3 separate regions of the Mus musculus genome follow, and regions 1 and 2 are each linked to region 3. Evidence: chromatin loops called from intact Hi-C (ENCODE). Cell type or tissue: heart. All regions are shown on one strand.

Evidence for each region. A loop is a pair of places that touch in the nucleus more often than their neighbours do. Peaks named below come from ENCODE experiments on the same cell type or tissue, not always from the same donor. Only the 100,000 strongest peaks of a DNase experiment are listed, where the experiment ranks them.
Region 1: a loop joins it to region 3, with 4 times the contacts of the local background. A loop is called at or near these places in 15 of 42 quality-filtered maps.
Region 2: a loop joins it to region 3, with 2.5 times the contacts of the local background. A loop is called at or near these places in 6 of 42 quality-filtered maps.

What each region holds. Positions count from the first base shown.
Region 1 is chr6:112,491,423-112,499,422 of GRCm38, reverse strand. No RefSeq gene overlaps it. Among named protein-coding and RNA genes, the nearest start is that of Oxtr, 5.6 kb to the right of the region's middle. In heart, a CTCF peak has its summit at 4,508 (motif pointing left); a DNase peak (open chromatin) is centred at 4,462; H3K27ac peaks cover 284 bases; H3K27me3 peaks cover 4,494 bases.
Region 2 is chr6:113,110,279-113,118,278 of GRCm38, reverse strand. Setd5 (SET domain containing 5) reads right to left here. Exons shown (of 22, transcript NM_028385.1): 4 at 7,754-7,905; 5 at 7,355-7,413; 6 at 6,743-6,921; 7 at 3,193-3,435; 8 at 2,603-2,751; 9 at 2,157-2,274; 10 at 1,390-1,499; 11 at 662-911; 12 at 1-21. Among named protein-coding and RNA genes, the nearest start is that of Setd5, 37 kb to the right of the region's middle. In heart, no CTCF peak of the experiment used is centred here; no DNase peak of the experiment used is centred here.
Region 3 is chr6:112,697,349-112,705,348 of GRCm38, reverse strand. It overlaps Gm35824 (a long non-coding RNA gene), which reads right to left. Exons shown (of 2, transcript XR_377964.4): 1 at 7,094-8,000; 2 at 6,862-6,979. Gm26799 (a long non-coding RNA gene) reads right to left here and starts at 5,569. Exons shown (of 2, transcript XR_869361.2): 1 at 2,472-5,569; 2 at 1,185-1,477. In heart, a CTCF peak has its summit at 4,780 (motif pointing left); a DNase peak (open chromatin) is centred at 4,748; H3K27me3 peaks cover 1,453 bases.

The DNA.
Region 1 (8,000 bases), 210 kb after region 3:
TTTGTGTGTGTGTGTGGTGTGTGGTGTGTGGTGTGTGTGTGTGTGTGTGTGTGTGTGTTTGTGTGTGAGTGTGTGTGTGTGTTTGTGTGTGAGTGTGTGTGTGTCTGTGTGGTGTTGTGTGGTGTGTGTATGTGTGTGTGTGTCTGTGTGGTGTGTGTGTGTGTATGTGTGTGGTGTGTGGTGTGTGTGTGTGTGTGTGTGTGTGTGTGTGGTGTGTGTGTGTGTTTGCTGCCTGATCCAAGGAAAGTAGAGAACGTTAGCACAAAAGGACTTTTTATATATGTATCATATATTTTGTACTATCATTTAAAGGAGGGGAAACTGAGGCACAGAAAGACCCCCCCCCCCTGCCAAGGCCGTACAGGAAAGCCCAGGGTGGAATTACAGGTGTGGACCGGGCCAGGAAATTTCGTAAGTCTGAGTGGGTTCAGAGTTTCTTGCACCCTGGCACCCACCTGAGCACCTGAGATGTCAGGCAGCTCCCTGCCCCCTATCAAATTCCTGGCCTGGAACACTTGCCACACTTCCCACATAGGAAACATGACCTGTGATCATGTAGCCCAGAACAGAGTTCTCTATGCTAATGAGGTACCTAGAGGCCCTGAGGGTTTAGCCAATGAGCTTCCCTTCCTGAACATTCCTTCCTGCAAAAGGTATTTAATCTCTGATCCACCCTGAGCAGGTAGTATGCACCCATTTTCCACAGTGAATAATTAGTAAACAGTTTGGAACCCAAGGTCTGCTTCTTTCATCAAGAACCTCCACAGGGAACATGGAGAAGGCCTTGGCCTACAGAGCTGCTCTACCTAAGTCTCCCGTAGAAGGGCCCTTTGTGCTCCCAGACAACTGCCATTAAACTAAGGAATTTCACCTATGAGCTAAGCCCGAGTCCCCCACCCTGGGCTTGTCCTCAGCCTGTGGGTCTCCTCTGTTCTCAGCTCTTTCAAGACTTCCAGCAGTGTCTGGATGTCCAGGAGTCTGAGAACTCCCGGCCCGGGCTCCTCATCGAAGGCCAATGGGCCCCCCACTCCTACCCTCATTCCCAGCCGGTGATGTCTGGATGTCCAGGAATCCTGGGAACCACAGCTTTGGCCTCTCACACCCTAGGCTGTGCTTTCCTGTCCCTTAAGCCGTGTGTACCCAGCAACCGACAGCCGTGGCTCAGGGTAAATGCAGTCTAATGTCTCTGTGTTCCGCCTGCCCAAGCTGCTGTTCCCACACCCCAGGGTCAGGAGGAACGCAGGGATTCTGGTCTTTCTGATTGTTTTTATTTTCAAGGTACTGGGGGATTGAACCCAGGGCCTTGGGCTAGGCAAGCATATACCACCAAACTACATGGCCATGTTTCTTACCTAGCTTTAGAGCACTGGTTGGCCATGTTCAATGCCAATGAGTATATGGCCCTTCTGTGTTACAGTTCAGGGGCAATTCTATTGAGTGCAGGATATGTGTTTTGAACATATTCATGGAACAAATGTTTATGCATGACAGATCAGGAAACAAAACAAAATATTCTGTAAACTCAAGTTCTGTATCCCAGGGAGGCAGACTTCTGCCAGGTGTCTATTTGAGGAGAAATACCTTTCTAAGTTTTAAAAATTGAAACAGAAAAGTTAGTGGGTGGTTGGAGCCAAGGGAAGAGGGGAGCTAAGGTTGTCTATTGCAGGAGGCAGGCATGTTTGGAACCGTTAGCCTGTAGGAATTTCCCCAAGAGCGTCTGCCTCCACCCAGAGATGAGCAGATAAACTGGCCCATGAGGAGGAGAGCTTTGTTTCTTTTGCATTCCTGGATGAGTCAAGCCTGGCTGTGTCTCCATTGGCTTCTAGAGATCCTCTCAGGCATTGCTGTGACTCCTTCAGTGCCCACCACTCTATGTCCCCTGGTCCATTTGGTCCCAAAGACTATTAACAGTTTCTATCTCTAGAACAGTTTCAGGAAGAAGGTTTTGGGCCTTTCCTGAGTCTGTAGGTGGCTGGCTGGCTGGAAGCATGTGCTTGCAGCCTGGCTTCATTTATGATCCTGGTGTAACATGGACAGGGGTCTACACTGCCTGCCAATCACTGCACTGCTTGCCCATGCCAGCAACACTGTTGCCTGGATGATAGGAGTAGCTTCTTTTTCTCTTTCTTTTTCTCTTTCTCTTTCTTTTTCTTTTCCTTTTTCTTTTTCTCTTTCTTTCTCTCTTTCTTTCTTTCATTCTTTCTTCTTTTTCTCTTTCTTTCTTTCTTTCTTTCTTCTTTCTTTCTTTCATTTCTTCTTCTTCTTCTTCTTCTTCTTCTTCTTCTTCTTCTTCTTCTTCTTCTTCTTCTTCTTCTTCTTCTTCTTCTTCTTCTTCCTCCTCCTCCTCCTCCTCTTTCTTCCTCTTCCTCTCCTTCTTCCTCTTCTTCTTTTTTTGTAGAGTGTGTGTACCTTATGTGTATGTGTGTGAATAAATGTGTGTGTGTGTGTGTGTGTGTGTGTGTCTAGAATAACACTGGTGTTATTTCTCAGGCACTGTCCCCTAAGACATGGGTCTTTCATTGACCTGGAGCTCAACAATTTGGCTTGGCTGGATGGCCAGTAAGCCTCGGAATCTTCTTGTCTTCTTGTGTCTACCTGTTCAGCCCTGGGATTATAGGAGTACACCCCCACGTGTAGCTTTGCATGTGGGTGTCAAGGGTCACATTTAGGCCCTTGGCTTTGTGGAGAAAGCACTTTGGCCACTGAACCATGTCCTCAGCCCTGCGGCAGCTTTTGATTCTTCTGTGTCATTTGTCCTCTCCCAATCTGTGCCCCAGGCTGATGGAACACAGCATCACAAAACCCATCATTTCTTCTCTTCACTGCCCCCCCGCCCCCTCCCCGGCCCACAAAGCTTCCCAGGATTCTCAGAGTAGAGATCAAAGTCCCTTGCCACATTGGCCAGGTTCCATGGCCTATGCCCTACACCAGCCTTGTTTGCCTTTCGGAGCCAGATGTGTGCCCTCGAGAAAGTGCCTTCCCATCTTTGAACTCCTGTTTCCTCCTCTGGAGAGCAGACATCATAACCCCAAGCATCCTGCAGCTCACGAGGCCCTCAGCCAGGTCTACACTGCTCTCACCTCTCCAAGCCTCTCCTCCTCCAAGGATAAACAGATTCCAAAGATCTTGATTCACAATAAACCTTTTCTTCTCTGAAAGAACAGCCTGACTTTACTCTAAGCTTTCTGATTCCCCAAGGAAGACTTTCTTCTCTGCTTCTTCTCTGCTGCCTTAGACTAAGTCGCCATTGTCCAGCTAGAAAGGGCACACTTCTGAAGCCACTCGTTAGCAGGATGTGCACTGTTATAGCCAATGTGAAGCCTCCTGTTTTACCTCAGCTATTGTTCCCCTTGTTCGAATATGAATGGCATACTTTCTTACAAGGAGGACTCTTTCAGCTCTGTGCCTGGAATCAAGTTTCCGGGAAGCAAGGACCTGGCCCCAGTGGTGGATTTATTGAAGGATGTTCTCGGGAACCCATCAGTCATTTTCTGGCCACATTTTTATTGATAGGCACAGATGATGGGGAAAGTAATGGATGTCTGCACAAAGAACAGGGAGCTGGGAACACAAGGAGGCACTCATCAGCAGAATGGAGCATTCATGGTATAAAGAGAATCTGTGAGCCTCACCTGCTGAGCCTCAGAAACTGGAGTCTTCTCTGAGGGCCTGGGTGGCAGGGAAGGCCCCCACCCCCGAAGTGAGGGCTTGGTGGACCCAGCACAGCAATTAGGTTAGAAGGAGCTACAGGCTCAGTATACCTCCAGCCCATATACTTTGTCTCATTGAACTGAAAAGACACCTGGCTTCACTGGCAATAAAGATGGAGGCTAATTTCACGAGAATTTTCACAGGGCACTCCAGAAGTGGGGACTGTCAGCATGGGAAAAGGACTTAAGTCACACAGGAATGTGGTCAGAAAATGACTGGTTCCCGAGAACATCCTTCAATAAATCAAGTACTGGGGCCAGGCCCTTGCTTCCTGGAAACCTGATTCCAGGCACAGAGCTGAAGGAGGCCTCCTTGTAAAACACTCCTCCAACACACTAACTCTTGCTTGCTTGCACTGCCTCAGAAGGTCAACATTGTCTTAGAACAGTTCATTGAACCGGTCATTCATGCGAAAGGTGGTTAAACCCACAGAGTAATGCTTATCACTGTGAGTTCACAGTTTTCTCTAATACAAAAGCATGCTTTTCTTTCTTTCTTTTTTTTTTTTTTTTACCCTCCAAGGAACACTGGAACGAAAACACAGGGTGAAGAGTCCAAAATGATTCCGGCTGGGAGAATAATTCAAGTTATAGCTCCAAGCTGGCACCGGAACACAACCAACCCCTGAATGTCCCAGGCCAGGCCAGTCCACATGTCCTGCTGTCCCTGGTCTCTTGCTGGCAGTAGCAAATGAAGGAGGCCAAGGGCGAGGCTGTCAGCAGCAGGAAGATTGTGGCCAAGTGTTCAGCACCATCAGGCCTGAGTGCATTACTGACCCCTCCTGGAGGCAGGAGCCCAAGCAGAGATGATTTCAGGGAGAGAAGGGACTGGAGGCAGTGGCCACTCATTTCCTCACTGACTGCAGAGAGACGAAATGTTCCGGAACTGGAAAACTACCAAGCTACTAAACCCCACGACCCGTTCCCGGGGGGGATGCCGCAGGGGTCATTCTTCAGGCAGATTGTCTGCCCCAGGTGGTGATCCTGCTCTCAACAGAGCGGAACAGCCGTGGGAAATGCTTATTTCTCTTCCATTTCCTCTCCCACCACTCCATATTTAATAAGTGCACAGAGAGGTCCCATCCCGCTGTGTCCTGGGCCTTTTGAAGCACCAGTGTATGCAATGCCCACCTTGCTCAGCCACGGAGGCGGTGGGGAGGTGTGCACAAAAGCAACAGTGGGATTTCTTGTGTGACATTTCCTTTGGGGTCTCAGTTGGCTGGACCATGGTTGGACGCCAAACATTATTCTGTGGGAGTGAGAGTGTGGGGCTTTGTTTTGTTTTGTTTTTGGATAAAATTAACATTTAAATTGAATTATTATTATTATTATTATTATTATTATTATTATTATCATTATTATTATTTTAGTGGTGTGGCTTGCCCGATTGCCCCATAGTAGGAATGGGCTCCATCAAACCGCTTGGAGGTCCTATGCCAACCCAAGAATGTCCTCCCCGATCAAGGAATTTTGCAGTAAATGCATTTGCCTTGAATGCAGCAGCATGTCTGCCCTTGGGTCCTGATATCTGGGGCTTGCCAGCCTCGACAACACAAAAGCCAATTTCTTAACTAAATAAGTTTCTTTGCACACGTGGGTCTTACTTTATAAAAAAAAAAACCGAAATAAAACAAAAACCAACCAACCAACCAACCAACAAACAGGGTTTTACCACGTTGCTTTGGTTGACTAGTCTGGCCTTGAACTCCAAGAGACCTACCTGCTTATGCCTCCCAAGTTCTGGGATTAAAGAATGTGTACACCCAAGCCCAATTGATGTGTGTGTGCATGTGTGTGTGTGCGCGCACACACACACACACGCATGCAGGTACCCTTGTAGGCCAAAAGAGGGTGTTAGATCTCCTGGCACTGAAGTTATAGAAGGTTGTAAGCACTCCATCGTGGATGGAGATCATTGAGGAGCTGAAGCTGTAGGAGTAGCAAGCACTCTCAACCACCGAGGCCTCTCAAGCCCTGCTTTAGCCGATTCTGGTTAATAAACTTTCCAGTCTCACCATACTCCACACACACACACACACACACATCACATCACACACGGGCATAACTTCTGTCCCGGGCCACCAGAGTCTTGATGCCAGGCTCTCCTGTCCATCTTCTCTGTGGTTGTCCTCCGTCCATGCCACCACCTGTCGCTCAGCCTCAGCTCCTCTCGCACCATCAGTTGTGGGCTTTTATCATGTGATTACTGCACACCAATAAGCTTTGCTCCTGGAGCTCCTGGCTCAGTCTCTATCAGACTTTGTTTTTGGTGAGCCAAAGAGCGGGTGGCAGAAAAAAGAACTACATTTCCTGTCGTTTTCAGTGTCACTCAGGCTAAATTTACAAATCGAGCACCATCATGGAAAATGCTTCCAGTGTTTGGGGAACACACCTTTGGGACCCTTCAGCATCCTGTGTGTTGTGTAATGGAAGTTGACAACACTTCATCACATCCACGTGGGATCACCAATGCCCACCCCACTCCACTGGCATTTCAGGGAAGGACTCCTGTCATCTTTGATCCCAGGACAATGACTTCCTTGGTGAAACTACCTCCTGCGATCTCTCTAGGACCAAGTGCTTTGCCCACCTTTTGTTAGAATGCATCCTCACTACACTGAAATAGAAAGGCGTCTTTCTCTCTGGCTAGGATTCAAGGATGCCAGTGTGTGCCTTCTCCTTCCCCAGGGACCTTCAGAGGAGGTCACTAGGCAAGCAGAGCCTCTCTTCTTTGCCTGCTTTCCACACATACTGAGAGATTAAACCAGGAGGCTGTGAGTGTCTGACTGACTCTGTTGTTCAGATGCAGGCCAAGTTAGAGAACTTGGGTTTTGCCTGGGCTGAGTGGTCCTTACGAAATCCACAAGGATCACTTGCTACACAAGACTACACAGGTCAGGGCCTGTAGGGAAGGGGAGCCAGTGCTGGCGAGGTGGCTGACTAACGTGGCCCAGATAGCCGCTCTCCTCAAAGGGGAAGAGCAGGCTGCCTTCCGCAAGCCCAACATTCATTTTCCCAGATGTCCTACTCATGAGCTCACGAGGCTGATCCTTCCTCATCCAGCCACAGGGTGGAACAGGGATATTGGACCCACTGGAATAACGCCACACTCGTTGCACTTTAGAAAGAAAGGAGGGCCAAGAAGACGGCCTAGTGGGCAAAGCGAGTTAGTAAGGTGAGGACCCAAGTTTCAATCCCCAGAGACTAGGTAAAAGCCAAGCCTGTTAGCATCTTCCTGTCATTCCAGTGCGCCTGTGACTAGATGGGAAGCAGAGACAGGAGACTCTCCGGAAGCTTCCAGGTCAGCTAGCCTGGCATACGCAGCAGCAGACGACAGTCTGTCTCAAACAAGGCAGAAATTTAAGACTCACCCTTGAGCCTGTGGCGTGGCCTCCCCATGTGGGACACAGCATATGCCTCCCTGCCCCCACACATACACAGAAAGAAAACCAGAATGATAGGAGGACCACCCCCCTTATTTTACAGATGGGAAGCCTGGGGCCTCAGGTTAGGTCACTCCTGACCTGAGTGTTTTGTAACCTTAGGCTGTCATGTGTGTGACAGATACTAATGGTAATACTGTGATACAACTCCAGAGTGAGAAGATGATAGCCTTTGCCTCTCACCATTAACTAATGCCCAGGGAATCCCGAAGCCTCCTTGGCATGGAGAGTGTAGAACCTTGGAGCAGGGTCCTGGAAGACTCTGCCCCTAGGAGATCTTGGCACAGTGCTATAATTGCAGATTCGGGAACCACTGGTCTAGGATCACTTAAGTCTCTCCACATAATTAGAAGAGGGAGAAATAACATGTCAGGATAAAACATGCATCTAATCACGTTAGAGAGCCCTGTTCATTCCCCAGCCTTGGCCCTTTCTGTTCCTTTTGGTCCTCGGTCATTGTAAATCAGTTCAAAAAGTGATTTCAAAATAGGAAAGGACCACGCGGTGGAGAGGCAGCCCTTCACATTTAATCTTGCTCTGGCGCCAGCTAGGATTTTAATTTTGAAGCATGGTAAGAAGGCAGAGGTGGCCTTTGGCCCACTGAGAAGCAGAATAACCTTATACGCAGACAGACGGACTGGGGGTGGGGCGGGGATACAGGGTGTGTGTGTGTGTGTGTGTTTGTGTGTGTGTGTGTGTGTGTGTGTGAGAGAGAGAGAGAGAGAGAGAGAGAGAGAGAGGGAGAGAGAGACAGAGAGACAGAGAGAGTCAGAGAGACAGAGAGAGAGAGATTTCCATCATAAAGAGCCTAAAATAAAGATTTCTCTCAAGGCTGGTGGGAGGGGCA
Region 2 (8,000 bases), 410 kb before region 3:
TTCTTCTGGATTGTCAACTTCCTTTAAGACAGAAGCACTATTAGATCATATTCAAACACTGAGCATCAACCTGCTTTATTCTGGCATCACTACCTCCCCACTTCTTTTTATGCTCTACAATAGGAATTAAGCCCAGGTCCTTCTGTGTGCAAAGCATGTGATCTGTGAGTCAAAGGATGCTCTATTTTTGTTGTATGTTTCTTGAGACAGGGACTTATTATACTGCCTAAGCCTAGCCTCAAATTCATAACCACCCAGCCTCAGCCCTACAGATGCTGGGATTAGATGTGAGTATCACCATACCAGGCCCTAAAAGGATGGTTTCTGATATTATTATTTTTCTTTCTGAATCAGGTCTTAGGCTTTTCTTTTTTCCTTTCCTTTCTCTCCCTCCCTCTCTTTATATTTTGACAAGGTTTCTTTGTGCATCAGCCTGGGCTTTCCTAGAACTCACAGAGATGCACCTGCCTCTGTCTCCTGAATACTGGAGCAGTGTGCCACTATACCCTGGCTTTGCTCATGGTTCTGAATATCATAAAGTGAAAAGAAAATCTAAGTAAGTATATTCATGATGATGTGTATAATAGCAGTTAATGTTTTAGTATAGCTCTCTGAAACAACACATGGGATCAGACCATCCTGACTTGGTTACAGAGATTACCTCATGCTCATTGGATACAGTTACTTTTTCTGGAACTTCTTGTGGTTGCGGGTCAGGATTCTCTTCTGGAACCTCATTTTGCTGCTCCAGCTCCAGCTCTTTCCGCCGTGCTTTTCTACGTCTGGTCTCTGCTCCAATGGTGGGAAAGCTAGGAGGAGGTGGGAGTGGCAATTCTGCAGCATTGGGATTTCTTTTCTGTATAGGGCAATTCCGGTTTCCCTTGTGACAAGCACAGTCCACTTTGTAATTACTGTGCCAAAGAAACAACCATAAGTATCTCAGTATTCTTGTAAACAGAATATTATGGCATACTAACTATTCGCCTTATTGAAAAACTGGTATAAAAATTTCCTCTGATGTTATTGTTAAATAAATTAGAATTGGTATAATACTTTCAAAATTTCAGTTTTTCTGTATATGTCTACCTCTAACCTATGCAGCACAGAATCAGGAAGAACACAAACCTCGACTAATTCTTTCTCCCTACTGCTTTTTATTTTTCTTTTCAGAGTCATGGCCTGGTGGGCCTGGTTGGCCTGGAATGCCTTAGTGACCTCAAACTCATACAGATCCATATGCTTCTGCCTCCTATGTAGTAGGAGTACAGATTCTTGGCAAAAAATACAGTAATTAAAAAAAAAAGGAGGGCAAGATTTAAAAACAATTTTAATATTAAGATATTAAAATCTTAAGGCCATCTATGCTTATAAAAATTTCTGAGGTCTTACCAGTTACTATATTCATAATCAAATGCAATGGTGACTTCTGCATCCTTGGTGATAGCAGATACGGCATAGATACACAAGTGAATCATCCCATCTGCAATCATGTGTCTCACCTATATGAACAAGACATCATTATGTTTGCCTTCAAAACCAAAACCAAGTTTTCCATAAATGGGAAAAGCATGACCCAAATAATTTCTGCCTATTTTGAGTAATCTGTTATTTTATTTACCTCTATCACTTCATGATAATACACTAGTGAACAATCTGTTAAACTTCTTCAAAATAGAAAAGGGTGAAACTATTATTTTATTCTTAAAAGTATCTGCATTCTGCTAAAGAATTAAAAATTCCTTAGCCTGGAAACAAAGCTGTGTTAACCTTACTGCACTTACTGTGAATACATCGATTAATGAACTTTAGAAATGTTTACAAATTTTTACCACTGTTTCCCACAATAGCAAAGACAAACTATTACCACATGACATTTTAATATTTTAAATTTTTTCCAATTCAATTTATAGACATCTTATCCAGTCTGTTTTATTACTTCTTTTTTTTTTCATTTCTGTCCTCTCTAAAGAAAACCTATTTCTTGTCTTTATTCCATCTCCATAAGACACCACACTTTTACTTTTTCATCTCTGCATTAAAAATCATACAACTATTAGCTACAGACCTTTATCTGGGTGAAGTTTTCAGATTGTTTCTTCAATTAAACATGTCCTTTGATGGCTCCATTGAAAGGGAAGTTGCTAAAGATAGCTTACCTCTGCATTTGGTGTACATGATCTTCTGATGAACCGAGCATCATTACCGAAAGTACGAGCATCGACACACATCTCTACACCATTGAATTTTGAGTAGAAGAGCACAAAGGGATATGGTCTAGGGATATAATTAAAATTCCTGTAATTCTCAACACAAACAAAAGGGCCACCCCACAAATGTGATGTATACACTGACTCAATAAGGAACAGTCATTTGCAATACCTAAGGTAGCAAACACCACAGACTTGTCTGCTTTTCATTAATGAATAAGCAAAAAGCAAGGAATGTTGGGCTTGGAAAGGAGTCATCACTAGTGTACATACACGATTTGCAGATTTATTTGCCCTTTTGAATCAACAGCAAACAGACAAAACACGAGCTTATTTGAATGACTCGTCAGTCAGAACCATGCAAGCCCTCAATGCTCAACAAATGATGTTCTTACTTTTTAAAGAAATGCCCATTGACCTCAAATTGTTGTCGTAACATGACTTTCCCACGATATTCTATTATAAGAGTGTCCAAAGCCAAATCTCTTGCAGCCCTCAGGATTTTCCGGTGCTTTTGAACACGAGTGACTCTTCCCAGCTGTAACTGAATAAAAACAGTGTTAATGTTTAAGAATAGCAATAGCAGTGTGGTAAACATTTACAGTGTTTCATAACTGTTAAAAAGGTACTAACACTTTCAGGTTTTATCAGTGTATTAAATAGGTTGAAGATTGGAAAATTTTCTTTTTGACATAATCTCAAGTTTCCAGGAAACATGTTCCAATTAGTGGTCCCAGAGAAGGTAAGATCAAAGAAGAACTTAAGATGTCAGTGGAGCTGTGTCTGCTTTATAAATTTATAGCTTTTATTTCTCAAACATGTGCCTAGACAGTTTAGTTACTATAACCTGATTTTGAACAGAGATTATCAGCAGGAAGGTAGTTCATTTGTTATTTGGTATGGAATAATGATTTTGTTCCATTCTGGTTCTTTGGTTATTAAAGTAATTTCAATCTCTTAGTGCTTTTAAAGCTTTAGCTCTTACCTGCATTTGGGAACCGATTACTGTATTATTACAGGCCAGTTCAGTTTTATTAATAGTGTCTAAAATTGCAGGTTTGCCCACAAATTCCTTGTTAGAATGGAGATGTTGCTCAAGGGCATTCTGTACATCTGCACTGTACTGATTAGTGAAAGCTTCTTCATATTGATCAGTCCATAGTCTTATCCGATTTTCCCAGCCCTCAGTGGTATTTTCATCTAAATTCTGTGCTTCCGAGGGAGAATTCTGTAGAGATCAAAGATAAGTGAATTAGTAAGAGACCATTCATGAACACGGCAGGATAAGCAAGATACTTGTTTTTACTTGACAGTTGGTGTAGTGTAAGAGCAATGGACTGAAATCAGGGGTTTTAGCTTCTACTATCAACCAATTATGAGGTCTTGGACACCTTCAAATGATTTCCTCATTTGTCTAATTATAAAGTGAGAAAGTAATCTGACTTAGTATCTTCATCCATTACTGGTTTCATGACCATTTTCAGTAGTAAAGATCAATCCATCAAGATTGACATCAGCCGGGCGGTGGTGGCACACGCCTTTAATCTCAGCACTTGGGGAGGCAGAGGCAGGTGGATTTCTGAGTTTGAGGTCAGCCTGGTCTACAAAGTGAGTTCTAGGACAGCCAGGGCTACAGAGAGAAACCCTGTCTCGAAAAACCAAAAACCGGGAAGAAAAAAAAAGAAAAAAAAAAGAAAGAAAGATTGACATCAAATTCCTTGGGGGAGTCATAAAAAGACAAAAAAGAATTTTAAGTTGTTGTAGTGCATAAAATTTCAAAATAGGCTGATATTCGCTGTGTTAGTATAGCAGTAAAAATGGTTTGTATTTGTATTAGGAGAATGAGTCACCTATTTGTTTCTGAGACACCTATTATTTCTAATAGCAATACCTAGTTCATAATGTTAACACTCACAGGGAAATTACCATTTGGAACCATTATCAAATACACGTTGAATAATGTTCCATCATTTTATGTAAATTACCACACAGAATTACTTATCCAAATGTATTGAAGATACACTGGTTTACTTATTGTTCTATTTTTAACATATATTTTGCTGGTATGCCTGTGCCACAGAGGACACCTTGTAGGAATTCTCTTATTCCACCAAAAGTGTTCCAGGGATTACACTCAAGTTGTCAGGCTTGGCAGCAAGTTCCTTTACCTGTTCACTCACCTTGCTGACCTAAAACACTGGCTAAGAGTTGTGTCTTGTAGGAAAGCTCTTGGTTTTGAGATTAAAAATTCAAATGCTATTCTCTTTATATTCCTATAGCTACTACCTGTATCTTTATGAAAGTTTTCATTAATTCCAAAGACAAAATTTATAACTTAACTTAAAAATTATAAGATAATTAAAGTAAAACCTTTTTTTTTTTCCTATTTAAATTTTAACATATCTACAAGGCTCTGTTGAAACTGTAAGCAAAAAGTGTATATAAACTTCTCTGAGAGAAAGAGATGGCTTTCATTTTGCTTACAGGTATCGAAAGTTGAGCTAGTTATAGTATTAGTTGATAGCAGGGGGAAAAAAAAAAGAGGGCCTTACAGTTTAGGTCTAAAGTTAGTCCCCAAATTCTATGTAAGGTCCCTGTTAGTAAATGAAATAAAATGAAACGAGCAGTTGAAAATACACGTGGCAACTTGTAGATTTATCTCATTAAAGAATCTCCTATCCACATAAGAGGTCAGACTTTCAAATTTAAGGTAAAATGTCACTTGACATCAATGACAACATCCACTGGTGCTCCAACTACAAAGTAATCCTAATAAGTTTATCCTAACTCAAAGAGTCACTGTTTATTTAATGGACAACTTAAGAGATTTAGGGATACGAATACTTAGAAGAACCAAAGTACAACTCAAATTCAAACTAAAGCTCTTAAATCCTAAACTTTTAGGAGGTATGTCAACTTACTCATGGGCAGGACAAAAGAAGATATAAGAAACGACAACCAAATCTTTGAAAACTAACCAGTACAACGAAACCCAGCCAGTATCTAAAAAGTACATTACTTCTCCAAACACACACACACCAGTCCTATTTGATAAGCAGCATTACATAAATCTCCACCAAGAAAAAGATGCCAAGAAATGCCAAAAGATGCCAAGAAAAATAGTGCTTTTTCAGTAAGACTATCACATATTAACAACACCAATTTTCTACTAAAGAGTTATCCTTTCAAACAATAATTCAAAGCCAAAGTTGTCAAGGAGAGTTTACAAGAGAGCCTGGCTCATCACCAGAAAATTCTCACTCCTGAGGTTGAGTCCAATCACTGGAATAAAACAGACTAGCCTCGTTTTGTTTTTAAAAACTGTGACTTATCTCCCACACTACCACAATGAAACAGAAACATGAAAATATTTCATAAAATAGACAAGAAAGTCCACTCTGGAGAAAATATTTATGAAAACTGAATGGCAACATTACAACCTTGTGAAAAGCAGACTCCAAGAGTCTCAGACCATCAACGTTAGGAAAGAAGCCATCAAAAGGCAAGACCAAATGTAAAATGCAGCATCAGGAAAGGTTTACCCCTTCCCTTCATCCGCAAGGACTTCCGGGATCCCTCTCGAAATGCCTATCCCAAAGAGGAAAACAAGTAGAACAAAACAAAACTTGGTACCAAGAATGACAGTTATATCCATGTGACTAAAACTAAGTAAGGTACTAACCAGTATCCTATGCTGTCTCATTTTCAGTGTAACAAATACAACGGTACATCAAACCATGATCAAGAAAAAGGACAGTTCAAAGGCTCATGAACACGGACATGAATTCCAATACTTTGATGGTATGAGACAATTAATAGGTAAGAGCATGCACCACTTATAGACTATACAAACTGCTGACACCAAGCAGAAAGTAATTATAATCCTCAAGTTGCAGATTATTAGTTTTGAAATTAGGAAGGAAACAAAGACTGATCCCCTTCACAAAGGGTGGGCAAGTGACCTAGGAGCAACCAAGTTGCTGTGATGGGGAAGAAAGAATAGAAAAGACAAATGTTTCTTCTAGAGACCCTTTATCTAAGAGTATAGAAAAGTGACCAAGACAATAAGAAAATCTAGACCATTCAAGATAAATTTCCTCATGTTATTGTTCTGTTTAGATATAGGACAATCAATCAGCCTAATGACCTCAATGACATGAGGTCAGCCATGTAAACAAGACAAGAACTTCAGACTGCTTTGTGACAGAGAAGTAGGGAGATGCTGCAAAGACAGTGGAAGCTTAGATTCAAGGCTGTATCTCACATGAGAATTTACCAGCAAGGGCTGGCATTCCATACCTGGGATGGTGGTTGAAGTAGAAGAAACTGAGCCTGTGGTGATGGTTACGAAGGTTAGAAGAGAGTTTGTTCTGTTTGTATATATTGATCAGGTGACTTTTTGAAAGTAGAAAAAAAGTGGCCAAACACTGGCATCAAATTTCTTCAAAGAATTTTAGAGTATTTTTGCTTGAATCAAATGTTTGAGCTATTTCAGACATACTTGTATTCAAGGTGTTTTTATACACCTTGCATACCTTGATCTTCTTCGTCTTTGGTGCTGCACGACCCTTTTCTGGACTCTTTTTCCGCTTCTTGGGTTTGGTTCTTCTAACAGTTAAGGTGATGCTTGTAGGTGTGTGCTGTGTTGCTGTGTACAACACAGTGGAAGGAGAAAGCTCCTCATCCCAGCTTTCTGTTGCACTGCTATCCCCACCTGAAAAAAAGATGATCACACAGCTCAGGCACTAATATCATCTTCTTCCTCCTTTCCATATGCCCTACACCAGGTAAAAAATTACCTCTACTATAACTCTACATAGACCCCCACCTTTCTTCTGAAAACAAGATTTTTTGTTGTTGTTGTTGGCATGAAGTAAGATTTAGTCTGTATTCCATCAATTTTTCCCCTTCAAAGTAGTTTCCACACTCTGCTGTCTTTAACTATAAATGGGTAACTTAACAGAAAAAAAAAATTATTTCTGGTGCTTACAAAGGATAATTTGACTGTTAGAGGTCTAAGAAACATTTCCAGATAGATACAGTGGTTTTGGTGGAACTTCTTTGTGTGAAAATAGCTATGTACTATAGGAGAACATTTAAATCAAAATATTTAGTCAAAATGTGGGCTTAACCCACCTTCTGCTCACCTGATATGTTGTCCTGCTTCCGCCGATGAAGTCTAATAACCTTCCCCCTGCTCATTCCCCTAAAGAGGGAAAATAAACTTAAAGTAGTCCTTCCAGCAGCATGCAGCACAGCACATCATACATGGGAGAAGTGTCTCTGCGTATGTACTACCCCCTCCCTCCCACCTACCAAATGTTTCCAGGACATTAAATTTCTTATCAAATTCAATAGCTTTAACATCAATCTCTCATTCCTTGTTGTCAGCAATTCTCACCTAGTGCAGAGAATTCGAGCCAAGGAGCACTAAGGAATCATCTACATTAACAAACACAAGAAGAAATACTTTGAGCTTTTCCCTACTGATAAGAAACCCTAATCCCAGCAACCCAGGTTTGAATTTAGATGAAACAGGATCTTACCTGCACTTGTCACAGTTGAGAAGGAAGCCATCCTGAGAAAGACCACAAGGACACCAGGTAGGAACAGTCTCTCCTTCAGAGTTCGGGCTGTCTCCACAGCGTTCCTCTACGGGCGACGGCAGGCCATTCAGGTCAGAACGAGGGATGATCGTCTGGACAGGGGGAGAAGCAGGAGGTGTCGGAGGAGGAGGGGCTCCGTAATTATGATCCTGAAAATAAGATTTTTTAAATCAACAGTGTCCAAACA
Region 3 (8,000 bases):
AGGTCAGGGTTGCTCTGGGTAAAAGCCTGTGAGCCTAAGAGCTAATCCTGTACATGGCTCCTTTACCTACACACTGGGGATTTGACCTCTATCTCCACTCTCATTAATATGGGTGGCCTATTTGCTCTTATTAAAAGGAAAGGGGGAGATGTTGGGAGCCGCCCCCACATTCGCCGTCACAAGATGGCGCTGACATCCTGTGTTCTAAGTGGTAAACAAATAATCTGCGCATGTGCCAAGGGTATTTTACGACTACTTGTACTCTGCCTTTCCCGTGAACGTCAGCTCGGCCATGGGCTGCAGCCAATCAGGGAGTGATGCGTCCTAGGCGAAATATAACTCTCCTAAATAGGAAAGGGGTTTTGGTTTCGATATAGAAGGGGCTTTCGCTTTTGGGGCTGGGGGTTTTGCGCTCCTAGCTCCTGAAGATGTAAGCAATAAAGTTTTGCCGCAGAAGATTCTGGTCTGTTGTGTTCTTCCTGGCCGGGCGTGAGAACGCTATTAAGAGGTTTCGTCCTTAGAACTGTGATGTCAGGCAAACCCCAGGGAGTGTGCTAATAGCCTCAACTTCAGGAGCCTTTAGAAACACATCCTAAAAGTGGAGCGGTCACCCTAATAGATCTCCAAGGGTCTAGGTCCTAGTTTCTCTCATTCCTGGGAAGCCACTAGAAAAGTCTTTGAAAAAATATCAGAAATTTTATTCTTTGAAATTTTAATGCACACAGTGTATTTTGATCATCATATCCACACCCTCAATCCTCCCCTTGGCTCTTTCCAGACTCTTTCCCCACTTAACTACCTCCTTTCATGGACCACCCCACTTAGAAATAACCTACCAGGTCCAATTTGTGTTGTACTCTTGGGTGGGGCCATTCTCTAGAGCATGGTTGACTTACGGGGGCTACACCCATAAGTAAGGCCAACTCTTTCTCCTCACAAAGCTATCAACTGCCCATGGCTTCTCAGTCAAGAGGGAGCCTTCCCTGCTTGTCGTAGTTTGTCTTCATTCCATTACCATCGTGGTGGGAAGCATGGCAGCATCCAGGCCGGCATGGCACTGGAGGAAACTTTCACCCTTTCACCCATGTTTAATTCCAACAGACAGATCTGGCATTCAGCAGCAACAAACTTCATTCTCTTGGGCAGGTTCCACTCCCTGTTAGCAGTTCCCATGGCAGTTATCCCATGGCTCTGACATCTCTAACATATTGAGGTATCCGAGGCAACTTCAACTTTACAGCTTCTCATTCCAGTGTCTTGGATCCACGTAGGATCTTCTGGGCTTCTCCAAAGGGTTGTGTCACTTCTCCAGCTCTGCCCTCTGTAGCACTCTGGTTGACTCCACTCCACTGCTGCTGCTGTTCTTGGTGATCATCCCATGGAAGTGACACCTCCAATTCACTGTGGTATTCTACTGCAACTAGGTGTTGTATGCCGGCCTGTGGCCTACTTGAACGGGGTACACTTGGGAGGCAGGCTGGAAGACACGCAGAGCATATTACACCTCTAAGACCAGTAAAAAAACAAATGAAGCGGCTACACGAGTCTTATAAATTTAGACCAATCAAAGAATTTTAATTTTTCTAGCTATAATTATAAGATAAAAACGCACTTTGTCACTTGCTAAACACATTAATCACAATTCCAGAGAACCCCCCCCCCCCAGGCAACAAACCATCTATCAGCTTTTTTGCCCCAAAACTAAGAGGCTGCAGACTCCCTTTCTCAAAAAACTGTTTTTCCAGCAGGAGCCCTCCTGCTGTGCCTGATCCTGCTAAAGCGTGTGCCCACTCTTGCTAAACCAGCAGATAAAGTTTTAGCCATCTTTATTTTCCAACATGAAACACAGAACATTCAGGCATTCAGACAATGAAACAAAACACACATGAATCGACTTGTAAATGGACTGGTGCACCAGACATTAGACAACACAAAGAGGCTGTAGAGCCAGAGAGAATAAAGCAGGGCATTCCCCGAATTCTCTCTGTCTCTGGGAGAGTTTCAAAATCCATTTTCCTCTATATATTTTACTCCACCATTTTAAGCCCTATTCCTCTAGCCTGATGCAGTTCTCGACTGCGGACAACTACTTGTTTCATCATTTTAAACCCTCTCACCTGAAACAGCTTTTGGTTTGGTTTTTCGAGACAGGGTTTCTCTGTATAGCCTTGACTGTCCTGGAACTCACTTTGTAGACCAGGCTGGCCTCGAACTCAGAAATCCGCCTGCCTCTGCCTCCCGAGTGCTGGGATTAAAGGCATGTGCCACCACACCCGACTTCTGAAACAGCTTTTAAAAGCTGTGGACAACCTCCTGATTCACAGTTTCTAGTCCCACACCTATTTCGCTGTCAAATCCTAAGTGGAAAAAGTACCGGGTTAGCACTATTCCAAACTTAACCCATATCCTTCCGCACCTCCAGCAACACTTTTTAAAAAAATGAAGTTTAAAGCCAGCGCTAGCATAAATACCTGTTGCTCACCATGCCCGATTCGATCTCTGATTCTTTTCTCCCCTTGGAGTTCCATACAAGACAGTGATTCCCTGAGTGCTTTCCCGCCGTTCTCAAGGTCCCTGGCTCAGACACCAATCTGTTGTATGCCAGCCTGTGGTCTACTTGAACTGGGTACACCTGGGAGGCAGGCTGGGGCTGAAAGAGACTTAGACGGCGAGAGATTAATGGAGACCAAGACATGATTCTGTTCAAGGCCCACCAGTTTACTAAGAGAGTGTGCCTATAAAAGGGGAAAGCCCATCCCCTGCCAGTCCATTCTTGGTGTCTGAAGCCAGCCTGTAGGCGACAGTGCAGAATAGGAGGTTCCTCCAGAACATCTCAGGGGATTCTTGGCAGGTAGCAGTGCCTTGGAGAGAGCAGTGGCAGGTGACTGAACAAAAGAGCCATCTAGGTCGGAAGGCTCCACCCTAGGTAATCTTCTCAGTGGCAGCAAGGTCAAAGTCTGGATCAGCCTGCTTCAGGGCTGAGGGAGGCTACAATTAGGTTTCACCCATAACTTCTTAAAGGCTCTCTTCATGGTGCCAATTCTCCTCCTTTGCCTGACCCCTTAAGTCCTGGGCTGTTACCTGCAACTGAGGCTGCACCTTCACCAATGACCTTCCCTGGCCTCTCACAGTGCCAAGCCTCAGCTGCTCTCCATGACCCCTTCATGCCTTCAAAACCAGTACTACCTGGGTGATTCTTACACATTACCAAGTCCAACTGCAGCATGAGGTACAACCTTGGCTATCTCTGGAACACAGCTTCTTTGTGCTCTCAGAAGATACTTGCAAGAATATTTCATTTCAATTATGCTGGTCTCTTCTTAATCACCACTAATTTCTTAGCTCCAGCTAAGCAGCATCAATCATGCCAGTAGGCCCTTCTAGTCTTAACTCTAAAGCCAGAGCAACATGGCTAAAGTTGCTGAGTTCTGCTGCTTGCTGGGGCTAGAACATGGCCCCCTTGTTCTATTGCATTATCACTAGCTTTCTGTTTCCAACTTCTTCAATGCCTAAGCTTGCTGTGCTTGATCAAAACTCTCTTCATGAGAGTAAACCAGAGGACACAGTCTATGCTGGGCTTTTCTGAGACTTCCTTTGTCAATGCAATTGACCGAAATCTCTTTACCTTAGCCTCAGGCCGACTTTTCAGACAAGGGTAGAAAGCAGCAACATTCTTCACCAAAACGTCATTAAGAAAGATCTCCAGAGTTCAAATCACCCTCAGCACCAATGTCTTCCATATTCCTACTGGGATGGCCCATCAAGTCCTACTTAAAGCATTCCATAGCTTTCCAAATTCAAAGCCCCCAAATCCACATCCCTCCAAACAAAACCATGGTCAGGCCCATCACAGCAACACCCCAGTCCCAGGGATTAACTTCCGTCTTAGTTTGAGTTTCCATTGCTGTGAAGACACACCACGCCCAGGGCAACTCTTATAAAGTTCAACATTTAATTGGCCCCGGCTTACAGGTCCAGAAGTTTGGTCCATTATCATCAAGGCCAGAAGCACAGCAGCATCCAGGCAGGCATGGCACTGGAGGAGCTAAGAATTCTACTTCTTGTTTTGAAGGCAAAAAGGAGAAGATTGACTTCAGACAGCTAGGAGGAGGGTCTCATTGCCCACCTCCATGGTGATACACTTCCTGCAACAAAGGCCACATGTACTCCAACAAGGTCACGCCTCCTAATAGCCAAACACATTCAAACCACCACGCCAACTCCAGGCTGGGGTGTTCACTGGCTTCATCTTGTGCAGCCAACCACAGCTGCTGTGCATTCCTAAGTGCAACGGGCCATCCTCTCCAGAAGACTATTTTGCTTCAATCTTCCTTGATCTCTGGCTCTTATATTTTCCCTAGCTCCTCTTCAGGGACCATTTCAGAAGAGGAAACATTTCTAATTTCCCAGAATCTCTGTGTCTAAAACAGATATGGTGATAGTGCCTACCTTAGGGGCTTGTCAGAAACCTCAGGAGGACAGGAGTGGGGCAGGGGCATAGTCCTCCTCCTCTTCCTTTCCCCTCTTCTTTCATTCTTTCTTGGCAAGGTATCACTATGTAGCTGTAGCTAGCCTTGAACTCCCAGAGATCTGCCTGCCTTGCCCTCCTGATGGCTGAGGTTAAGGGTGGACTACACCTTGATTCAATTCTTTTTCCTGAACATACTCAGAGTTCATTAAAGTCATTTAAATGACCAGACAAAATATGAGTGAATTATGGGTTAATGGGGTGCTTGACCAGCTCAGTCTCAGTTTGTATGGTACTTTGTTGCCCCCATGTGGCCACTTGTAAGATGGCAGCCAGCAAACGTCCTAATATTGGTGGAAATTTTCAAAATTTTAAAATAATGCAGGTAGTAGTTTAGTTAATTTGCTATATCTATTACTCAGATTTTAAAATCATGTATGTTGTCTATGTTAGCTTTGCACTTGAATTTAAAATATCTCTGCAATACTAAAAGTCCCTTTAATGCAAATGCTATCTCGGATCAGCTCATTTTACAGATTAGAAAATTGAGGTGTGGAGAGATTCAAATCTGGACACTTTGACAAGGCTAGGAACTCCTATGCACTCCTCCATTCTACATTGAGCCATTGGACTTTAATGCATTCGCTTTCCACTTTCTTTCATACTCCCTTGTCTATGTCATCTCTCCTCCAACCCCAGGGCGTCAGCTCTTCAAGATCAGGGACCATATCTGATTTGTCATCTCGTGTACACAGCTCCTGGAAAGGGTGTCAGGAGGCTGGAAACATTTAGTAAAATGAATGGAGGGGCTGGGTCTTGTGGGGCAGTATAGCTTGGAGCATCAGCACGTGGCAGGTAAAAGCAAGGTCTTTCATAGCCAGACCTTGTCTTAAAAACCACAGGGCTGGGGCCTCGGGTGATAGCTTGGTGTGTTTAAAAGCATTTCCTGCTGTTCCAGAGGACCTGTGGTTGAATCCCAAGCATCTACATGGTTATTCACAGCCATAACTAGATCCACGGATTCAGCACTTTTCTTCTTTTTCTTCTCTTTCTTTTTTCTCTTTCCCTTCCTTCCTTCCTTCCTTCCTTCCTTCCTTCCTTCCTTCCTTCCTTCCTTCCTCCCTCCCTCCCTCCCTCCCTCCCTCCCTCCCTTCCTTCCTTTTCCTTCTTTCTTTCCTCTGCAAATACCAGGTATGCATGTGGTGCACAGACAGACACGTAGGCAAAACATTCAAACATAAAATAGCTGAACCTTAAAAGGAATAAGGGAAGCTGAGAGAGTAGAGGAGCTGAGGATGTAGCTCTGTAGAATGCTTGCTTAGTTAACTCCAGAGCCTGGGTTTGACCCCTAGTACTGCAAATAGACAGACAGACAGACAAATAACAATAAAACCAAAAATAGAAGAAAGAAGGGAAGAAGGGAGAGATAAAGAAGACAGGAAGGAAGGAGGGCAAAATCCCAAACTCTTTAAGAAAGTGAATTAGGATGAGAAGGATGGAGGGAAGAGATGAAGGTGGGATGCAAAGAGGCCTTTGGCAGGAGCTCAGGACCGTGAGACATCCAGGGTGAGCCAAGGACAGGTCCCACTTGGCTGGGAAGACATTGCCCTGATTAGGGTTGTCAGATTTGGCAAATAAAGGCACCAGATGTCCAGGTTAAACCATTAATTTCAGATAATCAGGGAATATTTTTTAAAATATAGGTATGTTATATGTTTGTGACACACTATACTTCTAAATTATTTGCTGTATATCTGAAATTCAAGTTTACTGGGCATCTGTTTTTCATGGAGTCAACCTATCCTGGCTCTTCACTTGGGGCTAAGTATTATGGGAGAGCCTCTGACTCTTGTCTGCTTTTTAAATACAGAACATTTTGTTTTTGCTCCTGAATAAAGAGGCACAAGCTCGTTATTGATCTAAAAGAAGGGCATGTTTCTCAGAGACAGACGGCAGCTTGTCAGGAGACAGGAGAATGGCTCTTGAGGCTTAAGGGAGGGAAAAGGGGAGGCATATTGCCCTGAGCCCATAATGGTCTTTCTAGAACCTGCTTGTTCCCTGGAACTTTCCTCCCTAGGCCCAGAGGTGACATGGCTCCTTGGGTGCTGCTAAAGAGGACAGGAGGAAAACATTTAGCTCAGGAGGAAAAGATGACCTGGGAATGTGAGCTCACTGGTAATTTGCTCATTAATTCCATCTCACTGAGTGGTTGGTGGCAAGAGTTCAGAGATGAATGGCATTGGGGTGTGACCTGGAGGCTCTGCAGAGAAGAGAGTGCCTCCCCAGCCCCACCTCTTTTCTCTCTTTCCTCATTTCCCTCCCTCCTTCCCCCCTCTCTTCCTTTCCTCCCCCTCTCTCTGTCCCTCCCCTATTCTTCCCTCTTTTCTCACACATTTCTCTTTCACTCCCCAGTCATTTGTTAACCTAATTGCCCAGTATCCAAAGAGAACCCTAAAGGAATAACTATGGCAAACTTGCTTTTTTGTTATTGCCGTATCTTTGCACGGCAACCTGCCCCTCCGATGTTCCCAGAACTATCCAGCAGCACCCAACTCAACCTAGAGTTCATGTGAGTACTCTCCCCTGATGGGTTGGTACAAATCCACCTTGCATCTAATCTGCCACCTGCCCCTCCGATGTTCCCAGAACTATCCAGCAGCACCCAACTCAACCTAGAGTTCATGTGAGTACTCTCCCCTGATGGGTTGGTACAAATCCACCTTGCATCTAATCTGCCATTTACCTCCTGGCTGCCGACTTGCTAGATTCAGTGTCTGAATCCTCTTGCTGTTCTGACACTGGGTTCCGTATCTGCATGCGGAAAGAACTGTCTTGACCAGACAGACTCTTATGAGACGATTCTGTGGTAGTTTATATGCTCAAAAGCCCAACATCCTGAGTTCAAGCCCTGCTTCTACTTAGCTGCAGAATGCTCTGCACCAATTACCCATTTTTCTTTCCTTTGAATAATGAGTAAACCAAGTAAGTGCATGATGCAAAAACAAAACAAAACAAAACAACCCAAAGCCACAGGAGTGCTTTGAATACAGGTGGTCTAATATGTGTTAGCTATTACTGTAATAAGTAAACTATCACCTAAATGTTGTTTGTGTTGGTGTTGCACAGTTCATCTGTGACTGTAGGCTAGGAAAAATTAATTGGCTCAGATTACAGGGATTATTTTATGATAAAAACTCAAAAGAATGAATTCCTAACCTGCTGGGTTTTAGTCTTCACACCTGTAAAGTGTCTGTAACAGCCACATCTCTCCCCCTACTTTCCAGGAGAGCTCACATGCCTGGTCCATTGTAAGTCTTCAAAACATACATGTTGAATCGGTGAATGTGTGGGCCACCGGGGTATCAGTGATACCGCAAGCTTCGGGATTCTGTCTTGCGAGTCATCTGGACCAACTTGTGGCCCCTGAGACCTAGTACAGCGGAGGCCCACAGAAGGCAGAAGATGAGTGCTGAACTGAGTAGCCAGGCTGGCTGTGTGTTGGTCAGCGTTCCACATCCAGATAATGGAGCTC